Linked DNA regions of Homo sapiens: region 1 is linked to region 2. A link is a loop called in an ENCODE intact Hi-C map of the cell type or tissue named here. Cell type or tissue: Calu3. All regions are shown on one strand. Each heading gives the region's core, and the rest is flanking DNA. Links, peaks and the distances in the headings are about the cores only. Region 1 has its middle 75 kb from the start of LINC00380. Region 2 overlaps LOC105370311 (a long non-coding RNA gene).

Region 1 (10,074 bases), core at 2,995-7,994, 130 kb after region 2:
TGGTCATGAATTCGACAGCAAGCATCTGCTTCTTCACAGCCCAAGGCCCTGGAACTTCACAGCAATCTGATCATACCATCTGCAAGCATGGGAAAGGCTTTCTAAGTGTCTTATTTTATAGCTGATCATATTTTGCCATTTTTTATCTTTTTCTATAGTAATAGCACACTAAAGTTCATAAAGCCTGGAGTTTTCTCCACAGGAAGACATTTAAGTATTAATTCAGGCTCCTCTTTTCTCTGATTTGCAAAGCTACATCTTTTCTAAGACTTCGCTCATTTTATCTACATTTTCAAATGTGTTGACTTAAAGATGTTCGTAAAATCTTTACATTATCTTTTTAAAACATCTATAACATCTAAAATTAGGCTTCCTTTTTCACTTCTGGCATCAGTTATTTGTGCCTTCTATTTTATCATCTTGATCAATAGTGTCGATAGTAGATAGTATCATCAATCAAATTTTGTTCATTTTGTAATCTTTTCAAAGTACAACCTTTTTGCTTTGTTCAAAATTTTTAGCATGTCTTTATTTCTATAACATTAATTTAATCTTTTACCTAAACTACTGTTATACTGTTATGTTCCTTTTATTTGGAATTGCTTTGGATTTTTAAATAACAATGAAATTGATAATTTGATTAATTTTAGGTTTTTTTTTTTTTTTTTTTTTTGAGACGGAGTCTTGCTCTGTTGCCAGGCTGGAGTGCAGTGGCATGATCTCAGCTTCCCAAGTAGCTGGGACTACAGGTGCTCACCACCATGCCCAGCTAAGTTTTGTATTTTTAGTAGAGATGGGATTTCACCATGTTGGCCAGGATGGTCTTGATCTCTTGACCTTGTGATCTGCCCGCCTCGGCCTCCCAAAGTGCTAGGATTATAGGCATGACCCACCACACCCAGCCCCTACAGTTCTTTTCTAAATAAGCAATGTTTTGACTTTTTTCCAATAGTTTGACATAATAGTATTTGCAGTATAACTTTTCAGAATATTTTTTGTATCTATCATGATTTATCCTTTGAACATAGATTTTGAGCTTTTAATTCCAAAGGATGGAAATGTTATATTGTATTATTGATTGATCATTGAATTCTAGGTTAATCCTCCAGTTGTTAGGATAGCAATCTTTTTAAATGTGTGGAAACTGGCAGTACGGTCAAGTTTTCTATAGGCAACTTTTATAAATATTCTCTGTGTTTCTGAAAAGAAGGTGCATTGTATAGTTATGTGATGTGATGTTCTGTATGCGTCTATTAGATCAGATTTGTTAATTCCATCTTATAAATCTATTTTTTTTTACTGGTTTCGCGTGCCTTCTATCAATTAATGAGACATAATTGTTAAATTCTACTACTATGATTGTCAATTTGTTAATTTCCCCTTTGTTTCTGACTATATTTGCTTGATGTATTTTGAAACTAAGTTTGTAGATATGTCCAAATTCACAATTATTTATGTTCCTGAGAAACTGAAACTGTTACTACTATAAAATGGCCATTTTTATCCTGAGTAATACTGTGGACCTTAAATTCTATTTTGTATGATATACAAATAAATACACCAGGTTTCATTTGGATATTATTTGTATGGTTGTCTTTTCTACCCTTTTGCTTTTAACTCTTATATTTATATATAGCTTTTCACACAGCTTTATCATTTAGATGTGTCTTTCATAATGTTTTTCATTCAGATGGTTTTACTTGACAATCTTTCTAAATTCAGCCAACTAGACAATTTACCTTTAATGTATTTACCAATCTGTTTGTATTTAAGTTTATCATCTAGCAGCATCTTACTGCTTTTTGTATGTTGCTCTTTTGATCCCTTTTTTCCTTCTTTTGGATTAATGAATATGTTTCATCTTTCTGTTTTTCCTCCAATAATTTGGAAGTTACATAGTCTGTTTATTCCTTTTACTAATTTACTTATAAGTTATCACATGCATGTTTATTTTTCTAATATGAATCAATAAACAATTTGTCTCTTCCTGGAAAAAACAAGGACTTGACTTTATGTCCACTTATTCCCACTCCAACCTATATATTATTGCTGTCATAAGTTTTAATTTTTATCAGTGTAATCCACCATGACATTATTACTATGATTTATATTTACAGTCAATAATCATTCTGATTTACCAAAATATGGGGCCACTTTGATTTTTTATTGCTGCTTTGTAGAACTCCTACCTGTTCTGTTTCCTGTAGCAAATATCTATCAATTGAAAATCCTGTCAGTTTTTTTATCTGAAAACATTTTTATTCTTGAAAGATTTTTTTTTGCTGTGAATTAATGGATTGCAAGATTTTTTTTTCTTCAGTATACTAAAATTTCAACCCACTCTCTTCTAGTTGTCATTATCGCTGATGACAAGATAGCCATCGATCTATTTAGAAATCCTTGGAGGTAATATACTTTTTTCCTACCTTGGGTGACTTCTAAGTTTTTTTTCCTTTGGTGCTCTTCAATTTCATTATAATGTGTCTAAATGTAGCTGTCTTTGCTCATACTTTCTGAGATTCACTGAGCTTCTTGAGTCTATGGATTGGTGTCTTACCAGTTCTGGAAAGTCACCAGCTGTGAGAGAGCATTCACTCTTTCTTCTTCTAATTATGACCCAGTTAAACCTCTTATACCATTTAACCTGTCTCTCTGTGAAGTGTGCTCTGGGTAATTTCTTCTGATGTTTCTTCTATCTAATTCTGTCTACATCTGTATGTAATTAGTGTTTAAATCCATGTATTAAGTTTTCAATATTTGTTATTGTAATATTTAATTCTAAAAGGTATATATGCTACCTTTTCAAATCTGCTTCATCAATTTTATATTATTATTTTCTCTTCAGATGTATATATATATATACTTTTTATTTCTTTAAGTATAGAAACAATAATTATTTTCTAATCAGTGTCTCATAATTCTAATATATTATTTTGGGATCTACTTTGGCTTTCCTTTTTTCCTGCCAATTCTCTCATTGTACGTGTGTGTGTGTGTGTGTGTGTGTGTGTGTGTTTGACCAACCCTGCTTATTTTGGTTGAAAATAATTCTTTGTGGGGAATTTTTGATACCTAGACTAAAAGAATAACGTCTTTCAGATCGGATTCCCATTTGCTTCCCCACAGCCTAGTGAAACTACAAGTCTGGGATTGTTTTCAAAATAACTTCATGGCTCCAATCCAGGATTTTTGTGCAACACAGTTGATATAAATCTGGGCTACAAAACTGCACAAGAACAATCTAATTGTGGCTACTTCTTGAAGACTTATTTTCTCCTCTGATTTGTTCAGCACCAAGTGAACATTTTTTTTGTAGGCTCATAGGTGCAGGGTATGGGGCTTATTGTTACCCAGCTCTTCCTGATAATACGATAGGCCAGTGCGGAGTGCAGAGATTAGCAAACATTTTTCATCATTAACCAATGGGCTTCAAAAGTCATAAAGATGGCTGGGCTCCATGGCTCATGCCTGTAATCCCATCACTTTGGGAGGCAGGTGGATCACTTGATGTCAGGAGTTCAAAAGCAGCCCAGCCAACATGGTGAAACTCCATCTCCACTAAAAATACAAAAATTAGCCAGGCATGGTGGCACGTACATGTAGTCCCAACTACAGGCTGAGGTGGGAGAATCCCTTGAACCCGTGAGGCAGAGGTTGCAGTGAGCTGAGATCTCACCACCAAACCCCAGCCTGGGTGACAGAGCCAGCCTCCATCTCAAAAAAAAAAAAAAAAAAACAAAAAAGTAATAAAGATGACATTTTGATACCTTATCTTTCTCCTATGATTTATTTCCAACTCTTTTCAACTTAGACCACAAAGTGTATACTTCATCTTTTGTTTTATTTGTTTATATTTATTTTTAAAAGAGCTGGTCTTATTTAATATAATGAGATTTTTACAGATGTGAAATATAAGCACACATATTCTTTGTCAGAATGTGATTTTAGTCATTATTATTTGACACTACAGTAGGTATAATTTACATAATTTCTGCCACATATTGACACACCAATGCAGTCATTCAACTAACATGTGTTGAGTTTCTGCTAAGGACCATTGCTACTCACAGTGTGGTTTGTATTTCTTAGGATCTTCTTAGAAATTTTGATGGATTAAGTCAGCTTCTGATTTTTAAGAAAGCAAAATAGACATTAAGGCATAATTTGGGGTTATGATAAACATGATCTAAAACTGAAGAATGAAAGTATTATCATCATGCATTAAATTTTGTAGGAATCTTAATTTCTTAGATTTTTTGATATGGTTCAAAACTAGTCTGTTTTGAAAAGAAGACACAAATAAAAGTTGAGCTCTAGCCAGAATATCTAAAAATGCTATGTGATAATAAATGATGTATTTGCATTAGTATTTAAAAGTACCACATTTTTGCACCTTATGATCTCAGCATTAGTTTATGACACAGAAGAAATATGAAGAGTACTTTAAAAAGATTTCCTTAAAACTTATGTTTAAGGCCTGTGGAACCCTTCATACAACATTTGGATAAACAGAAAATTCAATGAACAAAAGGTTATCTCAACATAAACTCTACTGAAACCTACTGTAGGACCTAATTTCAAAGCACTCAATAACATAATTGAAGCAGTAATTACCTGACTTCAGGATGAACAGTTGGAGGCATTCATTTTTTTCCCCAGCATATCACATAATTTTTACCTAAGAAAGCTCCCTTTACATTTTTAACAACAGTTTTGATGGATAGGAACAAGAAGCATTTGCACTATAATTTTTCAGTGCATTATAATCAAGTGAGTGTTTTCTAAATGTCATAGTTTAAATTTCATGGGGCGTGAAATCTCCTTTGAAATGAAATTTAAAGCCTTTTTCAAATAAGAAGACTAATCTTACAGTCAAAAACACTTTATATTCCCAGATATTATTAACCTTGGAGGACTGCTTGCAAGATGATAATACTTTCTGACACATTAAGATTAAATTTGTCTTTATACAATTATGTTAAATAATACATTTAAAATAGATAAGATTGCAGGAGAAGTGTTATGTGTGTGCAGTGGTAGGCTTCCCATTTACTAATAACAAACTTAACTACTCACCATTTACATGGTAATGTTAACATGTATTTGATCAGATCACTTCTAAAGAAAACTATTTTGGACTAATCATAGTGCTTAATGTCAAAAATGATAGCATCGCACTGTATCCTAAAAAATAGATGGCGTTAACTTCCTATACTACTTTCGAATTTGAAAAAGCACACAACTATTTATTATTAGTAAAGTGCAAAATCCTTTTTATATAATCAGTGCTATTTGGGTGCACCCCAAAATGTTTTAAAGTGATCTGAAATATGTTAGTTATATTTTAAACCGCTTGTTTTAACACTTTGTTTTCAATTACAAGCAGCTGTACATGAAATCTTTTGCAAGAAGGATGCATGGTGATTGGCCATTTTTCTTAGACAAGGGCTGTCAATGCCAAAATCATTTCAAATATGAAAAGCAATGATGCAATAACATTTTTATCTTCTTTGAGGCCTTGAAATCTTAATGATAATGGAAAGTATAAGGTATCTTTTAAAATTTGTATTCTTTCATATTACAGCTAATATCCACTTCCATTTTCAGATCCTAATGTTTTAAAATATGAACAAAGGGAGTCAGTTAGACATGAAAAAACAATCATAAATACTGGCTCATCAATCTCATATTCTTTCAAGAGAAAAAAAAAACTTAAGAGTCTTCTAGGTAGCCACTGTTCCATGCTGATTGCCATCTTCCATCCCTTTGTGGTGGGGCTTTGGCCCCACCTGGTGGTTGGTTATGAGAATGGATGACCCCATATTTCATCTGAGAAACGTATGCACAGGCACAGCTTCCTTTATTTATGTGTTGGTTTCTGTTTGTTTGTTATGTATTACCCATAATTTTGTTAATTCCAATACAATAAGTCTTTGTTTTATCCAGAGATACACTTCTTTGTAAATCCCTTTAGTTCTTCCTTTCTCTTGGTGCTGCCCCTTGCCTAACAAAACGTTTCTTTTCCTCTTAATATTAACTGCATTATCAGTCTCCTAACCTCACCAGCTTTCACTTGAAAACCAAAAATGGGCCGGGCGCGGTGACTCATGCTTGTAATCCCAGCAGGTTGGGAGGCCGAGGTGGGCGGATCATCCGAGGTCAGGAGTTCTAGACCAACATGGCCAATATGGTGAAACCCCGTCTCCACTAAAAATACAAAAATTACCGGTGTGGTGGCGGGCGCCTGTAATCCCAGCCACTCGGGAGGATGAGACAGGAGAATCGCTTGAACCCGGGAAGCGGAGGTGGCAGTGAGCCAAGATCATGCCATTGCACTCCAGCCTGGGCGACAGAGCGAGACTGCGTCTCAAAAAAAAAAAAAAAAAAAAAAAAAAAGGCATAGCTGATTAAAGATAAAACACAATATTAGTATTACTAACAAGATGCATCAAGAAAAAAAAAAATGAAAAACCATACAGTATATTTTAAGCCCTTCAAGGAATTTAAAATTTCCCTCTCATTCCTCATAAAACTGATGGCGTCTTCTAAATATACCAGTACTTCTCAGTGCCAGGATTTAAGGTACACAGAGACATTTTCTTCTCTGTCTTTTTTTTCCCCTTTGTATATGCTCTACTACAGGGAAAATTGGGATAGGGTGTGTGTGTGTGCGTGTGTGTGTGTGTGTGTACTAGTTTTATTCTCTTTCTTAATATTCAGAGTATAACTTTTATTAGAAAACAGTCTCCAAGTTCCAGTAAACCAACTTAAATAACCTATGCTTAAATTGGATACTCCCTATATTAAAGCTTTTTATCTTTATTCTGTTTAATTTTCCTCAGTAACAGAACATTTTATTTAACACCCGGAGCACAAGGACTCAAACAGCAGTCAACAATAAAAAATGCTAACTTACTCCTCCAAAAGAGCCACTTGAACATTTTTAATGTTTTAAAATGTATTAAAATATTGATTATTCCCAGGGTAACTAATACTACATCATAGACTATCTTTATTCAGGCCAGATAAGACTCATGAATAAGAGGTATTTGGATCCTCTAAAATGAGTTTCTGTAATTAGCAACTCCATTCCAGGCTGCCATTATCATAATATCATTCTCACTGTAGTCATTTGAAATGCAAACTATGTGTACAACTAATCTTTGAACCGAAGAACAAAATCTTGACTTTAATCATCTAAACTTGAGTATTTTGAATTTTGTCCCTAGAATTGCTTTACAGAGCATTATTTGTGATGGAATTCCAGATAGGGTTCTCAGATGATTGCTGAAATGGCTAGATATCATGGGCTGGAAAGGAGTCGATCCAAATAGTTGATTTTGTTTGAATTTTCAGGATAAGAAGACAATATTTTACTAATTATAGTCACAGAATCCTCAGTTTTAACTGGTCTGTTCCAACAGAAGTATCCCTGAGCTAGGAGGATGATTTGAGCTATTTACAGCTTTCAGTGCTTATTCAGCACTTAAGTTTATGAAGCACCTTCATCTTATTTATTTCATTAACTATATTTCTGAATTCAGTCCCTCTAATAGATTTTAATATATCAATATAACTTTTTAAATTTCACTATCTAAATCTATAAGTCAAGATAATAAAAAAGTTTACTCTAAGAAGAATACACACTTGCACTATGTTGGAAGTTATGCTTACTTTTTTTTGTTGATCTTACTCATATACATTTCCTCATAGTGTTGATTGTGGAAAATACAACTATGATGTATAGAATTAAAATTTCCCAATATAGAGAAGTAAATATTCAGGATCCTGAAACTATTGCTATTTTTTAGTTATATATTCTGGAACCTCATTTTGTATCATGTTTCAAATAAAACTACTTTTGTAAGAGTTATCACTATCATCAAATAATATTTCTTCAACATTGTTACAATAATGGTTCCTTCATTAACTAGATATTTGCATAAAACCTTGATAGAAGATGCTAATATGGCACTGAGAGCCATGGATTATTTAGAGTGCTATTTATAACTGTTGAAATAAAAAGTACAAAGTTAATATTTGACAGCCATTTGAAAGCATGTCTCAAAACACTTTTGTTTTAAATAAAGATAAGCTGATTTTAATATCTGCAATATGTTACATGACTCAGATGAACTTTATGTTACTATTGTCACTTGAATGCTTCAGAAATTGTACAAAGGGATATTACATTTACTAGCTGTTGAAAAACACCATTGAGACATGACCTATAGTGACATGTTTCCACCACATATTTGTCACTCATCTGCTTTATGCTTAGCCAAATTTAAAAGTGAAATATGTCATTGGAATACAAAGGCTCAGAGTCAGACTTTTAAAGTCTGAGCTGTTCAAGGTGAGCTGTTTTTAATTTCCAAGGCGTCTTTCCTGCAAAATCAAATAGAAACATACTCTTTGATCGTCACTGCCTACAAAATAGCTATTAACTTTTCTAGTAGAATTAGCATATTGCTGTCTTTAGAGATTATAAAGCTGGCTTTTAATTGTGACCCATCACCCAGAGAACTGATAGAATTCACCAATGTCGGTAGCAGTCTTTCCACACCTCTCCAGCTCCTCTCCAAAATACCAAAAATGTACATTGTGGATCTCTAAGACAATTCTCTTTTCATGCCTAGTAAAACCTAAAAAAAAAAGAAAAAATAAAATGTTAATAAGGCTCTCTTGTAGAGTGGCTGAATGCCTGTAACATATGTTCTCTGTCTTACCAGAATAAGGAAGGCTGTTTAACTAATGCTGAAGCTGCTCTTGCCTATGAATAGTATAAAAACCAAACAAGATGTCAAGAACCAGATCTCAAAATCTTTTGCTTAATATGATATCTATTTTAGGCTCCTGAAAATATACATACTAATTAATGGAACCAAGTAACAGACCTAGGAGATGTTTAAAAGCCTATGACAGGCAAATGTGATTGGAACCTCATTAAGATTAAGATTATGCATTGATGACTGCAAGAAGTGCTCTCATTGGCCATGACATGTAATTTCATTTCTACTGGAAGTAACATACACTTCTCAGGAATTACTTGGGTAACATCTCTTTCCACAAAGTAATTGCCTTTTTATGTTTTGACATGGATGACACTTGTTAATGGCAAAGTCTTAAGGTGTTACAAATGCATAAATCACTGTCAATCACTCTCAATTATATAATGTGGGGTATTTTTATACCAACATCACCATCATCAAAAAAAGTACTTAACAAGTTACTCTGCTAAGAGAATTGCATAAATGGCTTTTATTAAGGAGGATTAACATATTGAAAATAATAAAAAATTGTCAATACACAGAAAAAGGAACTAAGAACAAAAAACAACATACTAAGTCGAGAAAATATTGGAGAGTAATCTAGAATTAAGTGCATTCTGAAGCTGAGAGTAGGATGTATTTGTTGATGAGGTGAAATTATGGTGAAGTTCAAAGCTAAAGGGAAGCTATATTTTGTTGTACAGCAATCCATGATATCTCAAGTGGACGCTATTTATATTGGTTTTCTGTTAATCTATTGACCTGGTCTACCAACGTGTATGACCAGAAAATAAAATGGATTGCATGATGCAAGTAGCAAAATGTGTATATTGAATTTAAAATGCATTATCTTTATGAAGAGAAGAAGATTACTTTGCTAATTATATTTTAATATGAGTTGGCATTTCCAGAACACATACTGCTTATTAAAAAGGAAGATGCTTTAAAATATGCTAATACCATCCAAATGTGAAAGGCACAGTGGAATTTGGTCTGCCATCCCCTCCCCCACCACCATCACCACAGACACACATAAGAATGAAAAATTCGGATCTTGAATCCACGCCCCCCCTTTCACAGAGACCTCATTGCGCAGAATACAAATACACCTTTCCTGTTTAAAACTGTTTGCTGTGAACTCTACCTATAGCAATTTGTCAGTGTGATTTGTAGGAGCAAATGGTCACGTTTAGTATACAACTCTTTTCCATATAATTAGCATTTTTCTTCTCTCATCCCAGAGCAATCGGTGTCAGGATTGAAACTTTGTTATTAGTGATCTGGTCATGCCACTAGAAGCTCA
Region 2 (10,074 bases), core at 2,539-7,538:
GAGCTAAAAGAGTGTATTCTCGACAAAGTCTAGCAGGCTCAGCAATGTGGGTTGCGTGTGGCTTCTCAGGACTCCTAGGTCCTCCTGGGCACACATGCTTTGCTGGTGGCAATGGCACTCCTCCTGTCCAAGGAGTTCTGCCACATCCCCCTCCCGAGAAGGAGCTTGCCTTGCTTCTTTCAACCATGTCACTTGGAACTCCAGCCTTTAGCAAGCCATAGCAACTGGGATCAAAGGATTTAGATATCAGGTACAACTTTTAACTTTACTTCCAGTTATTTCATGCTTCATGGACCACAAATTATGTAACTATGACTAGGAGTCATGCGTGGCCAATCACAATGCAACTACCTTGTGTGTGGAGGACCAGCCTGTGGGCCCGTGCAGCCACACGAGCTATAGTGTGAAGGTCTAGAGAGAAGTGATCACAGCCAGTCTGGGCACGGCCTATGGCACTGTCCACATGAGAATATTCTCTGCAGCTTGAACCCAGTAAAAATATCGTCTCCCCTAATACCCTAATATTATTTTGTTATTGAACACTTTATCACATTTTAGTATAATATTTCCTTCTTCTCTTAGTCCGACAAGGAGCTTAGAGATAGCTTTTATATTCAATTGAAACACTGTATTTTGGGTGCATGATTTTGGGGGAATTTTGTTTGTTTGTTTTTTAACAAGCTACTCAAATCATGTTTATCCAAAATTAAAAGATATAGACTGCTAAGAAAACTGTGAGGTCTATTTTGAAACAGATAAATGAGAATGAAAGAAGTTAGAGTATAAATGTAATTTAAACATACAATATTCAGCAACTATCAGAAAATAAAAATTTATTGAAGAAATTTCCTATTCTTTCTGAATTTCTCATGCTGAGGAAGAATGATTTTTAAAAAAGCTATTTGACTTTTGGAATTTTATCCTCAGGGATAAAACTCAGAACACTACAAAATGATTTATGTATGAGAACATTCATTGTGGCATTTTAAAAATTGAAATAAAGAAGAAATATTAAATCTCTAATATACCTGTAAAATTATTTTTGAGGAATCTTTAGTAAAGTGAGAAAATGCTCACAACCTAGACTTGGATAGGAAGGCAAATTGAAAATAACATGTATAATTAATATAAATACCAATATCTGATGTTTGTGGAGTGCTTACTACATGCCAGACATTGTACTGAGTATTTTTCACTGATTACCAGAAGAAATAATTTATTTTGGAAAATGTAAAATATATGCAAATAAGTGAATGGCACAATCCAAAGTACCCATAATTGTCCACATCGAGAAAAAAAAAAAGACCTATCATGAGCATTGACAAATATACCAGGAACTGTGAGAGGAAATTTAGGTGCATTCACTCAGTTATTCCTCCCAGAAAACCAGTGATGTAGGTTATTTTTGTCATTCATGCTCATTCCACTAGATGACACTGCTATAATAATAATAATAATAGTAGTAGTAGTAGGAGGAGTTATAACATATCTCCCCTCCTTGAAAAATGATACTTTTAATGATAACCCTAAAGAGCATCAGTGAAAATTAAATTTATAATATCCACTTACATATTAAGTATGTTTAAAATGTTGTAATTCTTTTGTAATTGATAATCTATTTGTAGTATCTATAGACCGATGTACCAAGGCAGTAAAACATCACAATTTAACTTTTATACTTTTTTATTTTCTTGGAATACAATGTACATGTCCCCATAGAAATGTTTAAACAGTAGTTAGTGACTGATTTCAGACAAAAAAAAATGCTATTAATTCATTTACTTAGGAGTTCAGAAGAGGTAAGGTATGCTGAGGAACTCTCTCACATTCAAGCACACACACACACACACACACACGCGCACACACACACACCTGTGGAATAAGCATCTCTCACTCCCCTTTATGCTGAATGAACTTGCCAAGGGCTTCCGTTGGTAGTGGCCATTACAGATGTCCTCTTATGCTGGATTTGGAACAGGACATGAGAGGAGAGTCAGGCTTGGACTGGCACAGGAAATGAGGATTCTGCCAAAGTAAGAGGGGATCCGGGTGCCCTCTGAAGAGCTGAGACTCAGTGCCTTGTCAGAAGGGCTTCTCGTGGGCTCAAGGGAGAAAGGGAGAAGGGCTAAGATTTCCATGAGATGGATGAGAGAGGGCCTTCAGATCCCAGGACTCTTAACATGGAGGATGTTCACTAAAGGGTAGGGAAACGGGGCTCTCAAAACACCGGAACCAACTTGTAGCAGCTGCTTGATCTAACATGGAAATAGCAGCTCAGACATTTTCATTGCTAGACATTCTGAAGAAATATGAAATTTTCTGAATATTAAGAGACCCCATCATCACCTCTGTATTCAAAATGTCTTTTCATTTATGCTGTCAGAAGATGATTAGAAATAAAATTTGAAGTGAAACCGTACACAATTTTTACCTAGATTTATCATCCTTCTTTGAAAAATATTCTTGACTATATTCGTTACTCTGAGCCTTTTCAACATTCTGTTTTGTACAATTCAATCATACTATTGAATAATAATGTGATAATATGTGAAATTTACTATTTTTTGGATTATCTATCTAACTTTTTCTACTCTAATGTAATACAATTCTGTTTGGTTATTTAATATCACCACTTGCTCACTCATTACCTGTTCATTGGGATTGTTTACAGGTAATATTTAAGACGTAGAAGCAGAAGACAATGCTACAATGTAGGACAATAAAAATACTATTTCAAATGTGTCATCTCTATACTGGCCCCAAAAGAGGAATGGTACGTTTAACGGAAGAGAATTATATTACAAATCATGCTTAAATAATAAAAGCCATCATTTAAGAAAGAGTCTCCTCCAGAACTGTACTTAAAATAATTTATTTGGGATGCAAAAGTACTTTCAATTGTCTCTATTCATCTTTACGGTCCTACCTTCAAGAGCTAGTTACAAATCTCATTCTGCATTTTGTCAGCTACTTGAACCCAGCTCTCTCATTTATGAACTTGAACTTCAATTCTATATTGTCAGAATAGTGCATTATTACAGTGTTAGGAGTGTATGTCTATTTTAATGGAAACTATATTTATGATTTCAAATGAAATCAATTATAAGTCCAATATAAATCACAAATTGATTAATGTGGTCTCTTGCCAGTTTAAGAGGCTTTTAAAGGCTCTGCTGCAGATGGCTGACTGCAGTGTTTTGATCCGTAGTTTTTTAGAATTTTTGGAACAGTCAAAACTGGGTATTAATGTTCTGTGGCAATGTTTTAGGCATTTTACTAGGTAAAGGATTCAATATCAGGAGGGAATTACATTCTGTTTACTAATTTCTTTTCCTGTAATATTTTAGTAAGGTTATCTTTACTGAAAATATGTCATTTTTATTACTATTACTGCATTACATATTTTCATGAGTGTAACTTAGTTCATGCCCCTTATTTGATTTTTCAAAGAGGAAAGAACAAGCTAGATTTCTTGCTTTACTAGCCATTAATAGAACCTTAAACTTGATCATAAGTAAAAATAGATCATTTTGTTAGAATTAATACAATAATCTCAAAGATATAATTACTATAAGTGGAAATTATAATACTTATTTTATTTTAGCTTAATTAGAATTTATGCCCTTGAAAATAAAATGTGAAAAAGCAATATAAATATATTTTCTCTGAATTTTTCCTTTACAACTATATATATCAATCATTATACATATCATCTATACATACACCTTGATTATTAATGAGTCTAATATTTTTAACTTTAGCTCCTAGAGTCACCCACAGGAAGGAGATCTTGAACCCTTTCAATGATACCCACTTCACTTTTACCATAGTCCTTCACATAGTGATATTTAAGCCTCTCAGTTTCCATAAAGCAGTTGTATAAAGAGATCAGATCTATTTACATGCTATGTCTAGATTGGCCAAATTTTCTCAACTAAAATGTAAAAGAGAGAGAGAGATAGAAAGATGGAAAAAGAGTAAGGGAAGGAAGGAAGGATAAGAGAGAAGGGATGGAAATAGAAAGGAAGGGGGGATAATTTTACACATAACTCGTAGGGTTTTCATGATAATTTAAAAGAATACGAAGAATCATTTATTTTAGAATGCCTTTATTGTTTATAGGATTAAGCATGTTATGTATCAGTTAGGATCTAACCTCTTCCTACAAGGCCGTTTCCTTGAGTAACTATGCACATTTAAGTACCTGATACAGTAGGAACTCAATAAGTAGTAGACACCTCTACCATTACTATTAAAAATGTACTGGTAAAAGTGTTTGAAATGCAGTGTGAATGAAGCTCTAAAATTCTGCTATTGATGTCCTGTGGCCTGGCTTGCCTTATTATATTCCAACCTTTGTTTACTAGTAAATAGATCATCCCAAATCAGTGCAAACATGTACCTTCCTTAGCAGTATTCTAGAACTACCTGAAAAAAATCAGAAAAATATAAAGCTTTGGTTAGATTATTAAGATGAAATAAAACATAGGAAATAATATAGACATTTATAAAATTTTAATTTTTTTTTGTCTCAAAAGCAACTCAAGTAAAATACCTATTTGTGGAAGGACCTGACTGACCGTGGTTAGTTTGACCAATGATGGTAATTACTTTACAGTGCATAGTTATTCAAGGAAAGAGCCTGGAGAAAGAGGTTAGATCTCAACTGATACACAATAGGCTTAATCTGATCAGCAATATAGAATTTTTTTAAGACCCTGATCCCTCTTAAATCTGGAGTTAGAGTATTACTTCCTCATTATAGCTGACCTGACCAAAAATTACTACTCAAATCAATTAGTGAAAATATTTTTGACAGATATTGTGAAATTTCATTATACTGGGGAATGGAGGAGGAGGGAGAATGACTTCACTTGGAGGAATAAAAGTACTGTCCTTCACAACGTCCAGAAGCACAGTTCTCCTTCTCTCCCAAATGAACTAGCGTTGGTTATTGGGATCATTCACTTGAACCGTAGCTGAGGTTCCTCCCTGGGATTTCAAGACATGTAAGTATCTTATATGTGAAGCAAGAATTCCGGTACAGTTACTTAGATACTGTTAATCACTATAATATCTTTCATCTTGCAGCCTTATCTGGATAGATATGCAACCGTTTGCATTTTCAATGAACTTCCAATTTCTAGTGATTTGGCACAACAGGAATTGATTATAAACTGAACAGGATAAAATGGCTGCCTACCTAATTATGGAGATTCCAAAAGTTCTGTATTTTAATTGTCATAATAGGCAAGAATTCAGAAGAAACTGTCATCTTGTAAGTTAGGTAACAGGATATTAGATACAGTTGTCCCGTATTGCTTCTTGAAACCCTTGAGGCCTAATTTAGATATCTGACTCCCTGACACAGAGAACATGATGTGTAGAAGAAAGTTTAAACATCAAATTCTTTAGATTGGTTAAGACCACATACACAGAAAATATTAAGTAACGTGGTGAACTGAAAAATATATTCTGGGGCTAATCTAAGAGGCTGTGGAGTAAGGACATCTTGGTAACTAAGTCTATTTCTAATTTGGCAGTTCTAAGTTTAAGCGAGTACTAGGAATACTGGGGGATAAATGAGGACCATTTGTTCCTGAGAGCACTGCCCTGTGGTCAACCAGTCTGTGTTCACAATGTTTATTGTATTACACCAAGACCTGTAAGGTGTACCTGCCTAAAATAAGATGGCTCCCAGTAGATGCAATGAATATCTGCAGCCATCTGTATATAAGCCTGGCCACAGAAGGAAGACTTTGAGCTTTCTCAAAAGATCTGATATGGTTGTCGTTCACTTAGACTTATCATTTGCAATTGTGTGTTTACTTCTGAGGGCTTTATAGGGTGCCTATGAATTTAATCCTCTGTCTATCACTTAAAATAGTGTGGATTTTCCTGCTTTATATCCCAACTAGCTGGCTTCTTCTTGCATCCTTTAAATAAGCAAACATACTTGATTTACCTCAGTCATGCATGTCTGGTCTCCGTCAGTGTAAAGCTCTTATTTACATTAGTAGAATACCTTGATACTAAGGTCTTATTATTTCAGTTGATTCACTCAACTCCTAGAAATGGAACAAAATATCTGTTTTGATTCCCATTTTAGATTGAGGAAACTCTGCCATAGTTGATTAAGAAAATTATCTGAAGTCTTCATGCAGGTAAGAGACAGATTAGAGATGTAAGAGAATGTGTTATAATTCAACTCCAGCACATTTTTTATTATATCTCATTGTCATACAACATAACTTCCAAATTTAGAATTTAGTTTATGGCATTGTTATAAAGATCACAAGAACTGATACACATGAAAGTGGTTTTTGCACATAAGACTATTCAAGACTCTGGTTCATAGAAAGTCTCTTGCCCTTGCCTCCAGCCCCTAATAAATAGTTTTGCGATAAAATAAAAAAAAAAAAACTTCCTATTAAGGTCAACGTTATTATTTTCAAAATATCGAAATTAAAATATGACAATGACCTTTAATCTAAATAATTATGTGGTGTGGCCGGGTACGGTGGCTCACGCCTGTAATTCCAACACTTTGGGAGGCCAAGGCAGGTGGATCACTTGAGGTCAGGAGTTTGAGACAGGCCTGGCTAACATGGAGAAACCCTGTCTCTACCGAAAACACAAAAAAGCCAGGCATGGTGGTGTGTGCCTGTAGTAGTAGCTACTTGGGAGGCTGAGGCTGGAGAATCACCTGAACCTGGGAGGCAGAGGTTGCAGTGAGCCGAGATTGCACCACTGCAGTCCAAACTGGGTGACAGAGTGAGACTCTGTCTCAATAAATAAATAAATAAGTAAATAAATAAATAAATAAATAAATAAATAAAATAAAAATATATATGTATGTGGCGGGACCTGGGCAATGGGTGTTTTGAGAGAAGTACATATAATTGAAGAAAACAGGAAAACAAGATAATGATGATATAATAAATATTAATTTTGGCTTAAGACCAGTACATTTAAAGGTAAAATTGAATAAGGCAAAAATAAATTCTATCAAAAATAAGCTTATCCTGGAAAGTCCTGTTTAGAAAGAGCCAGCTGATCTGGATTAATCTAATAAATGCTGAATCCAAAGAAATGTACCTGAATACAGAATTGTGTAGATTGAGAACTAAGGAAAATATACTATCTTCTTTCAGAAAACCTTCTGAATAAATATTCCCAAGAAAAGTTACTTGAGTCTATCCTTTTCTATTGGCTATCTTTAAAGCACCCTTTCCCAAGTCAAGGTAATAAATAAAAACTGTGCTTATATTACTATTAATTTGGCTTCTTGTATTTTAAAACCTTTATTTCATTCAGTAAATCTAAATGTGATTTTTATTCTTGAGTGATGTATTAAAATCGTACCTTGGCACTGCATGTCTCCATAACTACATGCATAAATAAGGAAACATTAGTTGATCTCAACCTCGAAGTCGATGTATCCCTGCACTTCAAAATTTGAAAACTGATACATTTCTCATTGTATGTGCCAGCTTGAGACAGATTTTCCATTAGATAAAGCTGCATATAGCCTAGTTGGTCTACAGTTTTTTCCCAAATGAATAATCATTATGTCCCAAAGCAAGTGGTGCAGTCTAGACAGGAAGAGGCAAGTACCTGGAACTGTGAACCGGCTCTAGGTAGAAAGAGTCAATGACACCTGATGAGTTGAAGTAAAACTCAGTAGGAAGAATACAGACAACAGATGGTAATGCAGGAAAACATTTGGCCTCCTGACTGCCCAACACAATGTAATGAAGGTGCCTCTACAGGCAGTACTCTGAAACTCAGTGGAGCAGATGATAAATCTGTCACAATTTTCCATCCCAGTTACAGAGCCAGCATTCAGGAAGAATTAGCCAATTCTTAGAAGGAGAGACAAATAAGAGCAAAACAGAAATCCAGCCTTAGAAGACTCTGGTACTAATTAGATAGCAAAAGCAGGAGTTTGGACACTCAAAATAACGGAAAGAGGATGTGGAAGGAGAACTTAGTCCGAGTAAAGGTCACAAGAGATGTAAAACTGGAGACAGAGTTGGAATTAGTGTAGTGGAAAGACTAACTTACTCCTGAGTCTCCTGATTGTTGGAGCATCTTAAATCCCTCTTAACTAAAGTCAGGCTTGGTCCTAAGCCTGGAACAAGACATGGGAATTATGTTGATGAAGTAATGTGTCTCTCAATAGAAAGAACATGAATATATTTGGCAACTGAGGAGCCAGTAGGTCCTAAAATGATGACATAGTCATTTGGATTAACTCCTGATTTCTTAATAGCCACTTGACTTTAACAAGTATAAACTGGGAACTTACTCCAGCTCTTAGGTAAGTGAGTTTTGCTTGGCTAGACTTTTCACAAGCATGTTTAGTTAATATTAACAGTATTACAACTTAATGTCGCAGCTGATCTCTAGAAGTCATTGGTCTAGAGAAATCTTAAAATTTAAAAAGGAAATTGAATCCTGAAAGAGGTGCTCAAGAGAAAATGAGGAATAATATATAAATGAGGACACACATCATTTCTTCAATTTTTCCTACATTTGTTGAGTTCCTACCTAACATAGCAGGATCGAGCAACTAAAATCACTAACACAAAAGTTTTTTTTTTTAATGTCTATATTTGGAATACCTTCATCAGAGGCCACCAACCTATAAGAAAGATAAGACAAAGTGAAAATCATTGTTTAAAAAAATGTTTAACTTAATCTCTTTTGTATTAGTATTCAAACCATTTAAAATTCAAGTTCTTATCAGGGTTGTTTCTCCCTAACTTTTCTTACTCCCTAATATGGCATCTAATTTCAAGAAGAAAATGTGGTCACAGTTCATTTTCTGAGTGTAAGTCTCTGGCTTTGCTCATCCTGTGTACCTGGTGTGGCCTCCTGCTGATGAATTTAGAGGCTGTTGAAAGATGTGGGATGTTGTCTTAGCACTGGCAGTCTGTGATTTTATTAGCTCCCAGGATCACAGTTGTTTTCCCTAATTCATTGTCTCCATTTCTTTATTAGCAGAAAATGTACTTCTCTGACTCTTGGGCACAATCTGCATGGTTCCTCAGTTAAAATGTCTAATTTCCTACTCCACCTTCAGGGTTACCTTGCCCCCTTGAAAGTGCAGCTTAGTGGGAGGCATAAAAGCTCTTGTCTCAGCTACATTTTTGCTCCCTCAGTGGTGTTACTGAATAACTTACAGATTGACTGTGTATTAATAGAACTCAACAGGGAAGTATCATTATTTGTGGCTTTTTCACTTACACACCAGCCTCCATCAATGCCGTATCTGCACAGGTAGACAATGAGTCTCAACCATGAGTGAGTGGTGAGAACCAAGACATAAATTTTGAGTATTTTGTCCATTTTCTGTATCCATTCCATCATGACGCCTCTGGAAACCATGCAAAGAGACCTAGCTTCAGTTTGCTGAGTGATTTAGAAATAGTAGGGATGAGAATTCCATTGTGCCACATTCTCAATCCTCTCCGTGCTATGACTTAAATGTAAACTCAAGATTCAAATTTCTAAGTTTTCTTTTGATAGGTACACATGCTTGTAAGGGAGGAGGGTTAGAGCATCATCTTTATATGGACCAGAAAAAGAAAAAAATTATCTTCTTTCTCTTCACATTTCTTTTTATCAATCTCAAACCCCTTCAAGGAAGTGAAATATGTCTTGATTTCCTAAAAGGAAAATGTGCAGAAAGAAGGCAAGAAAGACAGACAGCAAGAGTGTACTACAACCAGAGAGAAAACCTGGTTCAAGCTTAGTTTGGGTGGATACGAAATGTTGGGTTGAAAATTCTTTTCTTTAAGAATATTGAATATTGGCCCCCAGTCTCTTCTGGCTTGTAGGGTTTCTGTAGAGAGATCTGCTGTCAGTCTGATGGGCTTCCCTTTATGGGTAACTCAACCTTTCTCTCTGGCTGCCCTTAACATTTTTTCCTTCATTTCAATCTTTGTGAATCAGACAATTATGTGTCTTGGGGTTGCTCTTCTTGAGGATTATCTTTGTGGTATTCTCTGTAATTTTTGAATTTGAATCTTGGCCTGTCTTGCTAGGTGGGCAAGATGGTTGAATAGG

What was found. Peaks named below come from ENCODE experiments on the same cell type or tissue, not always from the same donor. Only the 100,000 strongest peaks of a DNase experiment are listed, where the experiment ranks them.
Region 1: a loop joins it to region 2, with 4 times the contacts of the local background. A loop is called at or near these places in 10 of 110 quality-filtered maps.

Annotation. Positions count from the first base shown.
Region 1 is chr13:91,011,743-91,021,816 of GRCh38, forward strand. No RefSeq gene overlaps it. Among named protein-coding and RNA genes, the nearest start is that of LINC00380, 75 kb to the right of the region's middle. In Calu3, for the core only: no CTCF peak of the experiment used is centred there; DNase peaks (open chromatin) are centred at 5,799 and 6,119.
Region 2 is chr13:90,882,347-90,892,420 of GRCh38, forward strand. It overlaps LOC105370311 (a long non-coding RNA gene), which reads left to right. Exons shown (of 6, transcript XR_931637.2): 2 at 1-250; 3 at 2,672-2,773; 4 at 4,820-5,009; 5 at 6,110-6,164. LINC00410 (long intergenic non-protein coding RNA 410) reads right to left here. Exons shown (of 6, transcript NR_027039.1): 6 at 8,608-10,074. Among named protein-coding and RNA genes, the nearest start is that of LINC00410, 39 kb to the right of the region's middle. In Calu3, for the core only: no CTCF peak of the experiment used is centred there; no DNase peak of the experiment used is centred there.